2 separate regions of the Homo sapiens genome follow, and region 1 is linked to region 2. A link is a loop called in an ENCODE intact Hi-C map of the cell type or tissue named here. Cell type or tissue: ascending aorta. All regions are shown on one strand. Region 1 overlaps LOC107985211 (a long non-coding RNA gene). Region 2 has its middle 57 kb from the start of FCRL5.

Region 1 (8,000 bases), 300 kb after region 2:
TGCTTGCCAAGAAACACATATTTACTGAGCACACCTGAGCCTGGCACTGGAAGAGACTTTCCTTCCTGCCCAGTCACCATCTGCTGCTGTCACTGAGCCCCTAGGTGGCTTCACAGACAGCACAATCTTAGCCATCTTGCTTTCCAGGGGAAGCACGTCAGATGCAGGTTGAACTTCTCAAATGCAGTTATTTGCCCTCGGCAACAAAAAATGAAAGAGAGGGAAAAAATATCCATTTAAATGTGCAGCAATTCTACTCAGATCCCAAAGTAAGTATGATATGGGAGCCGCAAATCCATGGGCGCCCCTGGTCCATCTCTCTGGGCTCACCTGCCTCTCAGGTGTGTGCCTCCTGCTACCTGGTGGGCAGTGGTCAGCAGGTAGCAGTTTAACCACTGGCTCTGCAGGAGGAAAAAGCCCTGGTTTCTAGTGTTTCCAATTTCCATGGTGTAAATATTCCCACTCTGTCTAATTTCAAACTACCAACATCATGACTGTGAACATAGGGTTGGGAGGAGATGCACAAAACCAGCTCACAAGTCAGCTTGCAGCCCCTCAACACCAGCCAACCATTTCATCGGGAAGAAAACACAGCCTCTTCCCAAGCAGAAGGAGAAACTTGCTGAGGGATGGAATGTTGGTCTCCAGTAGAGCAGCACTCTAGGGGATCCACACAGCAGATTGTAACTGTAATTGATTTCCACCTCAGAACCCAATTCTTCCCATCAATCACCAAAGCTAAGGCTTGGTTACTCCTCACCCAGCCTCCTCCTTCACTGCTAGGCTGTCCCAGCCTAAAACTCACGTGGGGTCCCCACTGTCCACTTCCCCACAAGACTGTGTAGTCTGAGGGCACAGAAAGGCTTTTCCTTTGGGAGCCCAGCATGCTTGGAGACAGGACTTGGAATCCAACTGGACGTTGATTCCATTCCTGCTTCTACCGCTAAGCTCTATCATCCAGCAGATCCTCAATGGCCTCATCTGGAAAATGAGATAATACCTCCTCTGCAGGGTTGCTGGGAGGACTAAATAGATAGAAGAAAGCCCCACACACAGCACAACACACAACAGGGCAACTCCGACTCCCTCCCCTCCCCTCCCCTATTCTTCCCCGGAGAAACAGGGCTGAGCCATAGTCGGGCAATGTCGCCACTTAGTGGCTGTGCTCAGAATTGCCCAAAAGACCAACAGTTTCCGGATTTGAGAAAAACCGGGAAAGCACTTAGGGAAGAGGTGTTGGGTTTCTGGTGAGAATCAAGTCCATGTTTTCTGAGAGGCCACTCACTATTATAAAGAAAGATTGGACACTGGCCTCTGAAATCCCACGTTTAGGTCCCAGCTTTGCCTAATATTAGCTGTTTAACCCTAACCAAGTTACGTAACTTCTCTAAATCTCAGTTTCCTCATATGTAAAATGGGAAAAATAACATCTACCTTATTAGATAAACACTCAGTGTTTTTTGCCTTTTATTGCTCTTGACCCCTCCTCCAGCCCCCTCTCCCTATCTTGATAAATATCACTGTCACAGGATCTTTGGGGTTTTGCTTTTTCTGTGGGGTGTTGCTTTTTCTGGCTGGAAACCTCTGTGGTCAGTGGCGCCTTTGTCTGAGGCCTTGTCTTGCATCCAGGAAGAATGAGGTATGCAGACAAGTGGAGGGTGAGCAATAGGAAGAGGAGCTTTATTAAGTGTTAGAACAGCACAGACCTCAGAGACCAGCAGTGGGTAGCTCTTCTCTGTAGGCAGGTCATCCGGACAAGTGCTCACCTCTCAGCAGAGGGTAGCTCCTGGTCTGCAGTTGGTCCTCCCAATCTACAGCTCTCAGCAAAGAGGAGGCTCTGCAAAGAGTAGCTGGTCATCTAGTTGTCTCTCCATCCTCGCCTCTCCATCCTCTCCTCTACTCTGGCTGAGCCCTGAGCTATTATGGGGCTCAGAGGGAAGGAAGTGCATGCCAGTTGGCCCATGGAGAGCCATGGGAAGCCCAGACAAGGCACCACTAGTCCCCACTCTGGTCAGTGGGACTGGAAACCCAGCTGCCAGCCTTCAGGCCTTCCCTGTCCTGAAAGTGGGGCCTCACCCACACCTGCCTCTTCCTGCCTAGGAGCCTGTCTACCTCCTGCAGCCACCCATGGCACCTAGGCCACTGGTGCCAAGGAGGCCTCAGGCCAATGCCTAGCTGCCCATCTCAGCCTCCCTCCCCTGCTCCTTGGCACCCAAAGTCTGGGGGTATGAAGGCAGCAGGGGGTCAGGGCATCAGCACTGCCCTAGCATACACCCTGTGGAGCTGCAACAACCCCCAAGCTCACCCTAACCCGGCTCCAAGATCAGAGCGGTGCCAGGAAGTGGGAGAGGACAGGCTAGAGAGGAGAGCACCATGATGCCCAGGCCCACAGCCACAACCTGGGCTGCTGCAGCTGGCCTGGGGAGCTCCCACCCTGCAGATTCCGGAGGGGCAGGGCTCCCACCTGTCCCTGGCTCTGCAGAGTGCAGCAACCCCCTACCCCCACCCCAGTGCCCCTTCTCTGCCTTTCCCCACAGCTGAGGCAGTCTAGGTGCAGGTGGCACAGTGGCCCAGACCAACCCCGCACAAATGAATCCCACGCTGGCCAGTCCCGCGAGTCCCGGCTGCGCCTTTGGCCAGGTGTTCCTGGGCTCCCAGGTCACCGCAGGGAGCCAGATCGAGGCAGCAGCCGAGGCTCCCGGCCTGGGAGCTGGTCCTGCCCCGGCTTGCGAAAGTGGGGATGGCACAGTCAGCTGCCTTGGGGACATGGGGCACAGGCGACCCACTGCCGTCACCGCTGCTCCCGCAGCCGCTCCTGCTGCGCTGTGCAGCCTGGGGCGGGGCTCAGGCCTTCGCCAGGCCTGGGCTGACATGCAGGGCAGGGGTGACATCGCCGCAAGTTCCCACTGCGGCCCCAGCGCTCAGGGTGACCTGGGGCTCCCCTTCGTCCAGCTTGAGACCCTGCCAGGGGGGTGCTTTCGGGAGCGGACTGCGGGCCCGGGAACCGGCGGCCGGGAGCACCTAGCTCGGCGGTCACCCAGACGCAGGGTGGATCCTGGAGACGCAACCTCAGGTGCCCTGACGAGCTGAATCTCCAGCTCAGGAGGCGCAGGAACCTGGCGCCGTCAGCAGGGTGGGCGAGGCTGGCCAGGTCCGGGAAGTGGGCACCCTTCCCGCTTTCAGCCCCGGGCCCCTTTAGTGCGGCCACCGCCGGGCGATTGGTGCCTGCCGGTACTCTGTGCACAAGTGCGGCACAGCCCTGGGCCCAGCTCCGCCTCGGGGTCCCTCCGTGCCCAACTGTGCAGTTCCCCCGCCGGCGGGTGGCTTGACCCCGCCCGGCCCAGCCGCAGCAGCTCCCAGGGGCGGGCTCCAGGGCGGCAGGCCCCGGGGACCCTTCGCCTGGGCGTCCGCACCCGAGGACCCACGGCCCGCGCCCGCACCCCACCGCAGCGGGGGCCCTGGCAGAGGCCGCTTCGGACCGCCCGCCGCTGCCATCATCCCCTTACTGGTTCCTGACGCCCTCAGTAGTTACGCCTGGGACGGGACCACATCTTCTCAATCCTATTTTCAGAAGCACTGACAAATTCCCCTAAAATCACCCTGAGAGATATTCTCGAAATCCTCAGTACTTCGAGTCTAAAAACAGAAAACATTTTATTATATTCATTATTGCATATATACACAATATAATACATTGTATATTATATAACATATATAATACTCTTATTATGTTATATAACAGTATATATATACTGTTATTATACAATATATTTAACAGTATGTAACACATAATGTTATATAATGTTAAAATAAAAGACACCCCTGTCTGGGGACAGGCACCTAACCAGCAACCCAGACACCCCATTCCCATTAACAAAGTCTCTTCCCAACCACAAGGGCTCTTGGTGGACACAGACTCCGAGATGGTCAGGGTGAGGGACTGTTTCTCCCACATTCAGGAACATCCCGAGGCTCCGTGACCCCGGCTAGAAACATCTCCCTTGTGGGCAGATGCCTGTGACCCTGCCCCGAGGACACGGGCGCCCACCAACCTCGCTTCCGCGCTGACCAGCACCTTCCAAGTATCAAGCCCTCCCTAGATGAGCCTTAGTCAGCTGGTCTGAGAGAGCCGGGTCTTTAGAACTGCACAGAATTGGGTCTGAATCTCATTTTCCACTATATTACCTGAGTAACCCTGGACAGATTGCTGAACTTGCCTGAGCCTGTGAGCTTATCACAATGGGGCACAAGCACTCACTTCAGGGAGTGTCTGCGTTGAGTAAGTGAGGCCCTGTGCGTGCCCAGTGAGGTCCCCGGCAGATGTTCAGCCAATGCTCCTATTTCATTCTGAACCCGGCATCTAGGAGATCCTTGCTTTATGAAGGTGCTGACTTTACCACCAGACCAGGGTCCAGGGCGCCCCCTCGTGGCTCTGCATTTCCAATTTTTCTTTCGAAATAAAACTGTCCTTGGGGAAAGGAGAGTCCTGAGGAGAGATACCCACGAATTCCTCAGCCAACTCACTTCTACGTTTTAAAATATGAGCCACTGAAACCCATTTACAATAAAGAAAAATGTAAATATAGTTTTAACACTCTTGCCCCCCACCGCACAAACACAGTGATTCTTCACCTACCAGAAAGAAATACCATTAAACATGTGCAAATGGATAAGCAGAGTAAATTATACACTTGAGGACCAAATCTCTCACAAAACAAGAAAGGCAATTAATTCACACATGCAGTAGAATAAACCATGGGGTAACTGAATGTTTGCCCCAGGGTCGCAGTCTCTGGGATGGAGTTCAAGTGCACAGCATGATGCCAAGTACCTCACCAATCAAAATAGCCATCAGAGATAAGACCAGGTTAATAATGAGGCAGAGGCCCCTCCCTCCTGGCTGGGATTTCTTTAGAGAGTGCAGCCCTGTTCTTGCCAGGACCCTCACTTGAGGGGGCCAGCTCCATTGAGGAGTAGATGCTTTCTCTTCCACTGGCCTTCAGAGTTGGTGGGACCCCGCAAATGATGTTGGCTACTATTGCCAAACTCCTCAAAACCTCCCTATACAGGAGATGGAAGAACCTCTCCCATACAGAGGTAGCTGTCCCCTGGGCTGAACACTTCCATCTATGGAGACCCTGACCTGGAGGGAGAGCTGGCCTCTGCCTATCCCACCCATGTAAACACTCTGCTCTCTGTCCACCTCTTCTTTCCCCTGGACCTTCTGCCCAGGGAATGTGCAGAGGAAAAGAGGGCAGTCCACTGTCCCCATTCTCTGTAGGGTGGGCAGATCCAGGAGGACCTGTTTATCAGAATCTAAGCAATAGAGCAGCATCCTCACCCCAATTATCTACTGCTAATTGCTCTGCCTATATTTGGGTGTTCCTGTATTTGGGCTTAAATTAGTTTTGACCCATCTCCTAAAGCAATCACCACCAAAAGCCAAAATCTACTCTTCTAACATAATATGTGTAGGTGTCCAATAGACCTTGTGGCCTCAGATCTGCTATAGCTGTTTCCTGGGCAGGTGCTCCCTGGCATATTTCAGGCAAATGACATTTATTAAACACTTACTATGTGCCAGGGGCTGAGGCTACACACTTGATATGCATCTCATGAATCCTCAAACAACTCTATCAGGTAGGCATGATCAGTATATCCACTTTACAGATGAGAAAGTGAGGCTTAGAGAAGCAAAGTGACTTATCCAAGCTTCCAGGCAGACGAATAACAGAAAGGATTCAAATCCAAATCAATCTGGCCCCAAAGCACTTGTTCTTGTCCTACACTTGCAGTACAATCTGGATTGTTTTTATCAACAGACCTTTACAATAACGTCTGTGCTAGGACAACTATTACTGAGCTTGTCTGGTAGCAAACAACAAACTCTTCCTATGTTTTCCTTGCCGAATACTTCAACTTGCTCATATTTTGGGGGCCCAGATGACATTTCCTTTAGCAGACTTATTTTAACTACCTTCATTCCCTTCTAAAGATGTTTGTGATGAATTTCTGACCTATCTGTGACCTTGAAGTCTGTTCATATCCAACAAAGGAGGCAAATGATAAGATTTTATGGACTTAGGTGGAATCTTGCCTGTAGATGGGAAATCACTCTCTGCGTTCCTAATGCTTGAAAACAAGGACCCTCTTGCCCAGATCTTGGTTTCTAAAGCAATTCCGCAGTAAACCAAACTAGAGCTCCTGGGAGAAATGGCTGCTTCTAGAACTGAAGCAGGAAATATACAAGATGGGCCTGGAGCATCTTGGAGAGTCCAAGTAAGAAAGTCCTCAAAAAAAAAGGCACACAGTGATGAGGCTGTGTCAAAAGAACACGGCACCAAATGGCCAAACTGGAACAATCTGAGCTACAAAATAAATATAGTGGCTTTGGATTATAGCCCGAAGCATAAAATACATATCAATGACTTTATACTGATACAAATAAATGATTGATTGAATAAAGAAAGAAATAAAGAAATTAAAAAAGGGGAATGATTGATTGAATAAATAAATGGGAAACAAGTAAATGGAGAAAAAATCTTCTGTGCAGAAAATTCCAAGTAATGTGTGAAGACATTCCACTCTCAAGGAGGTAAAGTTTAACTCCCTACTCTTTAAGTCTGGGCTGCACACGGTGACTTCTTTTCAAAGAGAACAGTGTGGAAGAGGGGAAAAACGAGTCACTTTACAATGGATGAAACTCAGCAAGCTTTACCTTTGTCAAGATAGTTGAGGTCAGCATCAATAGTAATGTCACGATGACAGCATGCACCCTCAAATGATGCGATGAAAATGGCACTTTACCTCTGTCATCCTCCTCCCCAAAACCTAAATTCCAAGTCTCATCATGAGAGAAACATCAGGCAAATCCCAATTGAGGAACATTCTTCAAAACACCTGACCAGTACCCCTCACGAATGTCAGCGAAAACAAGGAAAGTCTGAGTAGCTGTCACAGCCCAGAGGAGCCTAAAGAGGTATGTAGGGTGGGATCTGGGAACAGAAAAGGACATCGCGTAAAAACTAAGGACGTCTGAAGAAAGTATGGACTTGAGTTCATAAGAATGTATCCATATCGGTTTATTAATTGTAACAGATGTTAATAGCATAAGATGTTGATAAAAGGTGAAACTAGGTGTGGAGTCTGTGGGACTCTCGGTACTATCTGCCCAATGTTTCTGTAAATGAAAAACTTTTATAAAATATAAAGGTTATCTTATTTAAAGTGCTGCCACTCCTGAGCCCATGTTCTTTCTTGTTACCACAGCTCCTGTCAGATACTCAGGCATGTCCAGACATCATTTCCACAGAGGCCGGCCAGGTCTGTGTGTGAGGCTTCTCCCCTCTCTTACCCAGGAATGTTAGGTCCCAAACAAAAACCCTGTTCCCACTGCTGACTCTACGAAAGCAGAACTGAAAACTGATTGGGCTCTGTTCGGAGTCCCCGTTCATGGGGGCTGACTCCACATCCATTCCTGAGATAGTCACTGAGCACGGCCTGTGTTCCAAGCACAGCGCTACGTACTGGGGACTCAGATGAGTGCAGCGTGCGTGCTCCTGTCCATGCCATGTGCAGTCGAGTGGAGGAGAGGCATTAAACAAGGAAATGCCAAAATTTCTATCTATCATGAGAAATACAGAGAGGGGAAAGTGCAGATACTGGCAGAGGAGGAGGCATAAGGATCAGGGACGCCTTCTCTGAGGAAGGAGAATGATGCTGAATCCACAGAATTCGCTGGCCATTGGGAGGTCCCCATGCGTTCCCCCAGCTGACTCCAGCGGGCTGCTCTCGGGCATCACCCTGCTGGACCCTCAGCAAGCTCGGGCACAATGCATCACTCCATTCCTCAAGAAAAACTCTCTTTACTTGGCTCCCTGGATGCCAGACTCACCTGACTTTCCTCCTGTGTCACTGATTGCTCCTTCTCAGTCTTGTCTTCACACCCTCTAACCATTCCAGCACCCGGTCCCTGCTCTCATGACTCCCCTGCCTACGCT
Region 2 (8,000 bases):
AAAAGAGAGAATAGTTTAAAAATCTTGGGAGGAACCTCTTATTCTTAAGCAAGTGGTTTCCCCACGAAGAGAAAAGCTTAATTACTGTCCAATGGAGCTGAACCGCTTGGACAGAGAAGGGGAAGTCTCCAGCGGCTTATGGTAGAAAATGCCAGCCAACTGGCCGTGCGGGACCCTTGGGCCATGCATCCCAGCCCCGGCAGGGAGGGGAGAGCAGCAGGGAGCTGCTGCTCGCCAGTAGGTCCTGAAAAAGGAAGGGAAATGCCATGAAAAGTCCCAGGAGCTAAGGGGGTTGGGGGCATGTTTTCCCCCACCCTCAGAAGTCCAAGGATGAAAAGGCTTAGGAGCAACATTGAGAGGTTTCGAGTCCCCATTTCACTCACTGCTTTTCTGGCCCAACGTTGTGCGCCAAAAATGTTGCATAACTTTTCCTTAGTTCAGCTAAAAACAGCGTTCTTTGTCCCATGGCCATGAAAATTCAGGCTTGCAGACAATTTAAATGGTGAGTAAGACAGGGTTGCATTGGGTAAAAAGAAAGAAAAGGGGCAAAGAAGAACTCTTGGAAGGCCAGAGTCCCTGCTGGAGCATTTCCTTCCCACCCTTCACATCCCAGGTTCCACAAAGGAAGAGGAGGGGCCTGACTCCTCCCCACTGGAAAGAGCACAAACTTCTGTGGCTCCACCCTAGTGCGCAGGCTGGTTGGAGTTTTTCTGAGGAGCCCCCTCCCACCTGGCTGTCTCACATAGATGACTCTCAAATGCATTATGCCAAGCAAAAGAAGCTGTTCTCAAAAAAACCTGCAAACTGCATGATTACATTTTGACGACACTCTTACAAGACAAAACTATGGGGACAGCAAACACATCAGTGGCTGCCAGAGACTATGGTAGGAAAAGAGGTTCACAACCAAGGGACATAAGAGAAGGAGTTGTCGTCAGAGGTAACTCTGACTTCCTGGTTGTCACTCCTGCCCCCACATGGCATGTGACTTGTTTCAGCTCCCCAAGGCTGAAGGTGCCATCCTGGGAAGCAGAGGGTTTCTCCTTCTCTGGAATTAACCAAGCAGAGGCTGGAGGAACTGTTAGCAGTGAAGTGACAGAAGTCCTGAAAGCTTTTGCCACTGACAGACAATAAGTACATATTTCACCACTGACCCTATGACATGTGATAACTCTAGTTGTTTCTTTTTTTTTCTCCCCTCTCGTCCTATCCCCTCCCACCCCCGTCTCTGTTATTTTTTTTCTATGGGTGGGGCCCAGCAATCTGTGGTTCAGCAGGCCTTCCAGGTGATTCTGATGCATCCTGGAGTTTGAGAGTCATTGCCCTAGAGAAAAGAACAGATGTGCTCCAGATTGCAAACAGATAGGGAAAGAATTGCACCTTTGTGATGATGAAGGAGTCAAAGGTGGCCTTGTACTTAATGTGTCACAATATGTGCAGTTGGAGACATAGGAGTTTGAGCCATAGATTTACAGAGCAAACTCAATGATAACATAGGCATAGCACACACAAACACCCTCACAAGGGTGAAGCCCTTCAACTATGATGACTTCAGGAAAAATCCACAGAGGCCAGGAAGAAGAGCGATGGCAATATAAAGTTGTTTCAAACAAATGTGATAAAATTAGCAAGGTCATGGGCAAAATGCAGTTAAGAGGTTATGAGATATTCATTCCAAGTATGACTGTGACCAAAGTCCTGTTTACAAAGAGGAGATTTATGGTGATCCTGAGATAAGAAGAACCTGTATTCAAAGAAGATATTTGAAAACAACAACTGTCATGGTTCTACAGACCTGAGAATGGGGTTAACAAGACAATTCTCATTAAATGAAGGAGGCAGCCTAATAAATTAAGGGGATCATGATGGCTCTGGATTCCAGGCTTTCCAGAATTGGGAAAGATCAGATGCAAATGATTTCTGCATTTTGATTCTCAGCTATGATTCCCCTGGACCTGAGCTGTTTGTGGCAGGTGCTCTCTCCCTGGGCATGTTGTGCTGGGGAACCTGACCATCCTCTTCATGTTTGATTTCTTGCCCATGTGTGACCTGCCTAAACTTGACAAGAGTTTCCTTGGAATCAAGTGACACTGCAACCTTTTTGCCTGAGAGTGTGCTGACTTTTGAGCCAATCTGGGGAACCTCTGGCAACACTGCAGAGCATAATTGAATGAAATTCCAGGCATTCCATTTGAAGACAGGGATGGTCTGTCTGGAGACACAGGTGGGTCTAATATCCTACAAAGATTGGAAGGGTTTTGTGTGGCCTAGGAATGATGACAAGTTTGTGGGTCATAACTGTGACCACCATCTAGAGACACACTCTAAGAACAGAAGTTGAGTGTGCAGGCTCTGCAGACAGATGCCCAGTTCTGTCACTTTCTAACTGGGTGTGCCTGGACAACTTATGAAAAGTAGTTTCACATCTTTCTAAAATGGAAATATGAATATATTAATAGTACCTACACTAAGTCAGCAGGGTTTGCAGCAGAGAAAGCGTTTAATGATCACAGGGCACTGAGTGAGGAGATAGAAGAAGATCCTCAAATCCATCTCCCTGAGAAGTTCTGGGCTGGGGTTTTTAAGGATATAGTGGAGGGTGAGAGGCCAGAAAATTGGTGGTGTTGATTGGTTGGGGTAAGGGGGGAGAAATAATCAGCATTTGGAAACTGCATATTTTGATTATTCAGCAGCTCCTGGGATCATTCAGACCCACTGAGTCAGTAGTTTCATCAGTATGCAAGACCTGAAGGGATATCTCAAAGGGAAAACATAACATTTCAAGTTGTTATTTATAGAACAGTTGATAGGAACTATAATCTTATAAGAGGATCTACATGATTCTGAGGCCATAGGCACCAAACAACTGTGGGGAAGCAGTTAGAGAGCAGCAGACCTCATGATTAGTGCTGAAGGTGCTGCAAGCTCGGTTTATTTTCACTTCTCCCCTCTTCCTCTCCCTGTCCCCAATCCCAGGATTCAGAAAGACAATTATGAGAATGCAGAGGTGTTGGTGCCTCTATGATGCTGCAAGCAACTTTTTCAGGATGGCCTTGAACTTGGGTGGGAAAGCAGGCATGGTAATGGGAATGGGTCAGGCACAGGCTGCTGAGGACAGAGCATTGTAAAGACCATGATGACCTTTAGAATTCTGTAATCAGTGGATTTGACCATTCATAAATTGCCTGAAGTTCTGTAGCACGTAGCAATTCATAAATTTACAAATATAAAAAAATTGAATTGTGTGTTCTGTGAGGTTGGTGTGATGTAGATGGCTTAGCTAGTGAATGAGCCCAGCAGGCTGCCAAGTGATCCTAAAGTCATGGCTTAGTGGCTTTTGTGGTGTACATTGTTGAACCACTCTAATTGTTAGAAATGTCTTCCTGAAAACTTTCTCACTCTAAAAGTCATCATTAGTTTCTACATTCTGTTCCTAGTATACGAAGTGTCATTCCCTCCTCCATAAAGTTGCTTCAAATAGCTGACGAGTCAGTGTGGAACAGGCCAAAATGGGAGACACCAGGGACTGGTAGGCCCTCATTTCAACACCTCATCAAAGGGATCCAGAGGCTTATCTAAGGGAGAACCTGTTTTTCTTTGAAATCGTCCACCATTCAATGAAGTTGCAGTTCTTGCTTGAACCACTAGGTGTCACTGACACTATGCGTGGCTGACACTAGCGTGAGGGCTGAGAATGAGTCCCCTGTTAAAAGTGAAACATCATGCCCTTTGAAGCCCAATTTTGACTTAAATTGTTTTATTATCACATTACTCAAAGGCATACAAACACAAAATCTATATAACGTATTCTCAAAACTATAAAATTAAAAGTATAGAAATAGAAACAAAGCAATAAAATTCAAGTTAATATAATGTACTAGGTAATGTTATTTTACTGGAACTAAATGGGTAATTTGGACTTTTTAACATCACTAATGTGCATTCACATCTTTTTGGTCTACTGGTCATGTACTTAAGTCTATTTACTGTACACATGATGGATCATCATTTGAGTAATTTTTAAAACTCCTACTTAAAAATTAGCTATTTTAAAAATCATCAACCCATCCTTTTAATATGGCAATACATTGAATAATACAACTCCAATAATTCAATTCACTTATACCCCATTTTCCACAATCCCTTGCTGTATTGATTCATTGTAATGTTAATTACCTTTGAAATATTTCCCTAAAGGAGTTATATATAAACACAAACTATTGTAGTAGCTATTAATATTTTCTTTGTGTCCTTCAGTGAATGAGAGCTAGCCAGACCTTGGGGAGCAGAAACTACCAGGTCTGCTCCATCCTTCCTGACACCGCCACCAGGTGCAACTTGGGTCAAGTGGTGCAGCTGCTTCACCCCTGCCCTGGAGGCCCCTGTAGTCTTAAGGCCCCAACACACCTGCCTCCACCAGCTTTGTCATCAGAGGCAACATACCCCAGAACCATCAGCTGCTGACACAGGATCTCAACTATGAGGCCAAATACGTGGATTACCCTCCCTGCCCTGCCCTGCTCAGCTCAGCTCAGCCATCACAGGTCTGGACCTTCAGGCGTGAGCTCTGAAAGGAGTCTTAAGCAGAACAGCATCATATCCTGGGAGCACAACTGGGAAGCTGGGAATCCATGTGTGGGTTCCATCCCTCCCTAGCCTCTGCAAATTAACATATAAGGAGAAGAGTCCCATTAATTCACTCAAGCTACCAGCTCTTTCCCACAGTGGTGCTGCACACACCAAGAAATGTGAGGATGTGGCTAGGCATCTGTTAGAAAAATTTCCAAATATTCCATTGTAATTACAGGTCTCTCTAACATCTACAGTGGGAGCTGATCTGCATTAAGTAAGCATCTCAAGAGTGAAGAATGGCTCAATTCCAAGTGAACCCAAATCTCAGCCCTATAACAGCCAAGATACCCTGCTCTGCCTTTTGTTTCAGGAAACAAACTTTGTAGTTTCTGCAAAGCTCTTCATCCTTACCCCAGAAGGGTTTGCAATGAGCATGCTGTTTCCTTCCTTTCTTCCTTTCTCTCTTTCTCTCTTTCTTTCTTTCTTTCTTTCTGACAGAGCCTCGCTCTATCACCCAGGCTGGAATGCAGTGACATGATCTCGGCTCACTACAACCTTCGCCTCCTGGATTCAAGTGATTCTCCTGCCTCAGCCTCCTGAGTAGCTGGGATTACAGATGCGCACCACCATGCCTGGTTAATTTTTGTTTTTTTAGTAGAGACAGGGTTTCACCATGCTGGCCAGGCTGGTCTAGAACTCCTGACCTTGTGATCTGCCCACCTCAGCCTCCCAAAGTGCTGGGATTACAGGCGTGAGCCACTGCACCCAGCCCTTGCTGTTTTCTTTAGGCTCTGCTCCCAGAAATAGTAACACAAATAATACTGGTTACCAAGGCGGTAGGTCTTTCAGAAATTAAAATACACATGCACACTCACAGACATGTACATCAATGGGGTACTACCATCACTGGAAAACACTGCATAAGCCCTGGACATTGACGTGAAGTGCAAATGTTTCCAACAAATTCAGAGAAAGACCGCAGAAACTAAGCTTTCAGAATATAGCTACCCACAGTCCAGCCTCTCAACCCATCTGTGTCTACACAGTAGCTAAGCAGAGAACATCAACATCAACATGTGTCTCTCTCAACTTAAGTTCCAGGGGGAAGATGCAAATAGAAAGGGGAGACATGGTTTGACTCATGATATCATCAGAAAAATGACAGACCAGGCCAGACTGTCCCCCATTCCCATGTAAGAAGAAAAACAGTACGTGAATCTAATATGCAGTTGTAGAAAAGTTAAAATTTTTCTCTAAGAAACACAAGGAAACTTTGTTAATATACTTTAAACTGATGAATTGTACTGGATGTAAACTGGACCTCAATAGAAGCCATCAGCCCCTGAATCACACTTGCTCCCTCCTATCTCAGACCTTCTCACACACCACTCCCTCTGCCTGGAATGTCACGTCCATTTCCTCCCAGTTCCCAGCTCCTTCATACTACATCTGATCTGCAGTGTTTTGCTTCTCAAGCATTTATCGTTTGTAATTAAAGATTATGTGTGTCAGTTATTTTTAACATGGGGTTCTCTCTGCATACATATGCTCCATGAAGGGCTGTTTTCTCATCATCAGATGAGCCCATCTGGGAATGCGGAGTGAAACTATCACCTTTTACCCCATCCTGGAATTGTGAAAAACGGAAGATTTCTAAGAAGATTCTGAGCAAATCCTTTTCTGGCACCTGTGGTCAGTCCCTACCAGGGTCCCCATCTTAAGCCTTCAAGACCTTTCGGTTCAAACTATTTTTTTAAAGGTAGAGAATGTAACAATACAATAAAACATGGACATAGTTTTTTAAAAGGAAATGGAAACATAATCCACAGATGGGAGAAAATATTTGCATTTGTATATGTGATAAGGTATTTTTATCCAGAATATATGAAAAACTCTCACAACTGAACAATAAAAAGACAAATAACCTAATTTACAAATAGGCAAATGATCTAATAGGCATTTCCCCAAAGAAGATATACAAATGGCCAGTACACACATGAAAAGATGCTTGGCAGCATTAGTCATCAGGAAAATGCAAACCAAAACCTTGAGATACCACTTCACATCCATCAGGGTAGCTAGAATCAAAAAGTTCATAATGACAAGTGCTGGCAAAGATGTGGAGAAATTGAAGCCCTCATACATTGATGGCGAAGTGCAGCTGTGTTAGAAGGCAGTCTGTCAGTTTCTCATATGATTGAACATAGAATTCTACCATATAATCCAGCAGTTCGTTCCACTTCTAGGCATATACCCAAGAGAAATGAAAACACATGTTCACACAGAAACTTGCACATGAGTGTTTATAGCAGCATTGTTCATAATAGCCAAATGGTGGAAACAAACAATGGATGAGTGAATACATAAATAAAATATTGTATATCCATATAATGGGATATTAGAACTGAACTATAACACAACACTGATGAACCTTGAAATGTTGTGCTGAATTAAAGCAACCAGTCACAGAAGACCACATCTATTTGATTCGACTCCTATGAAAGTCCAGAATAGGAAACACTATAGAGAGAGAAATTAGATTAGTGGTTACCCAGGGCTGAGGAAAGTCCAGAATAGGAAACACTATAGGGAGAGAAATTAGATTAGTGGTTACGCAGGGCTGTGGAATAGGAGAAAATGGGTGGATGGCCGAAGGATACAAACTTTTTTTGAGGTAATGAAAATGTCCTAAAATGGACTCTTTTGATGGCAGCACAAATTTGTGAATACATTAAAAAGTATTGAAATGTACACTTTAAATGGGGAAATATATGGTATGTAAATTATGTCCAATCAAAGCTGTTTTCTTTTTAAAGATTGTATTGGAAGTATAGAACAAGTGATATGGGGCCAGACTGACCTGAGTATGAATTTTTGCTCCAGTATTTACGAGCCTTGGGTCTTAAGTTCCTTTGATCCTCTAAGCCTTGCTTTTCTCATCTATAAAGTGAATACATTGATTATACCCACCACAAAGAGTTGTTCTGGGAATTGAGATAATGCATATCAAGTGCTTAGCCTCATTGCCTTGTACATAGTAGGCACTAAATAACTGTTAACTGAATGAAATATGCCAGGGAGCACACAGCCAGATGTAAACACGTAGAGCAGATGCCCAGGGCCCCCAGAGATTATTCAGAAGCCTGCAAATAAATTTGTTAGAGGAGCAGATTTTGTCCTTTGGTGGGGACAGCTTTCCAAAAGGGATAAAACCTATTTCAAAGCCCCAAGGATAGGGACACCCAAGCCAATCAATTAGTAGTAGACATTTTTTCTGGGTGGGAGTGGGGACGTTCTTTGCATGGTTAGATTCTAATAAATGGGCTCTCCTGCATCTCCCCACCCTACAGGGAATGGGGACAGTGGACTTCCCTCCTTTCCTCTACACATTCCCTGACCAGAAGGTCCAGGGGAAAGAAGGGGTGGGC

What was found. Hi-C counts contacts between places; a loop is a spot of excess contacts. Peaks named below come from ENCODE experiments on the same cell type or tissue, not always from the same donor. Only the 100,000 strongest peaks of a DNase experiment are listed, where the experiment ranks them.
Region 1: it touches region 2 in a loop (5-fold over the local background); 90 of 110 quality-filtered maps call a loop at or near these places.

The regions. Positions count from the first base shown.
Region 1 is chr1:157,190,237-157,198,236 of GRCh38, reverse strand. It overlaps LOC107985211 (a long non-coding RNA gene), which reads right to left. Exons shown (of 4, transcript XR_007066653.1): 4 at 7,058-8,000. Among named protein-coding and RNA genes, the nearest start is that of ETV3, 56 kb to the right of the region's middle. RefSeq lists a silencer at 4,221-4,453. In ascending aorta, a CTCF peak has its summit at 4,428 (motif pointing left); a DNase peak (open chromatin) is centred at 4,426; H3K27me3 peaks cover 1,115 bases.
Region 2 is chr1:157,491,886-157,499,885 of GRCh38, reverse strand. No RefSeq gene overlaps it. Among named protein-coding and RNA genes, the nearest start is that of FCRL5, 57 kb to the left of the region's middle. In ascending aorta, a CTCF peak has its summit at 3,640 (motif pointing right); no DNase peak of the experiment used is centred here.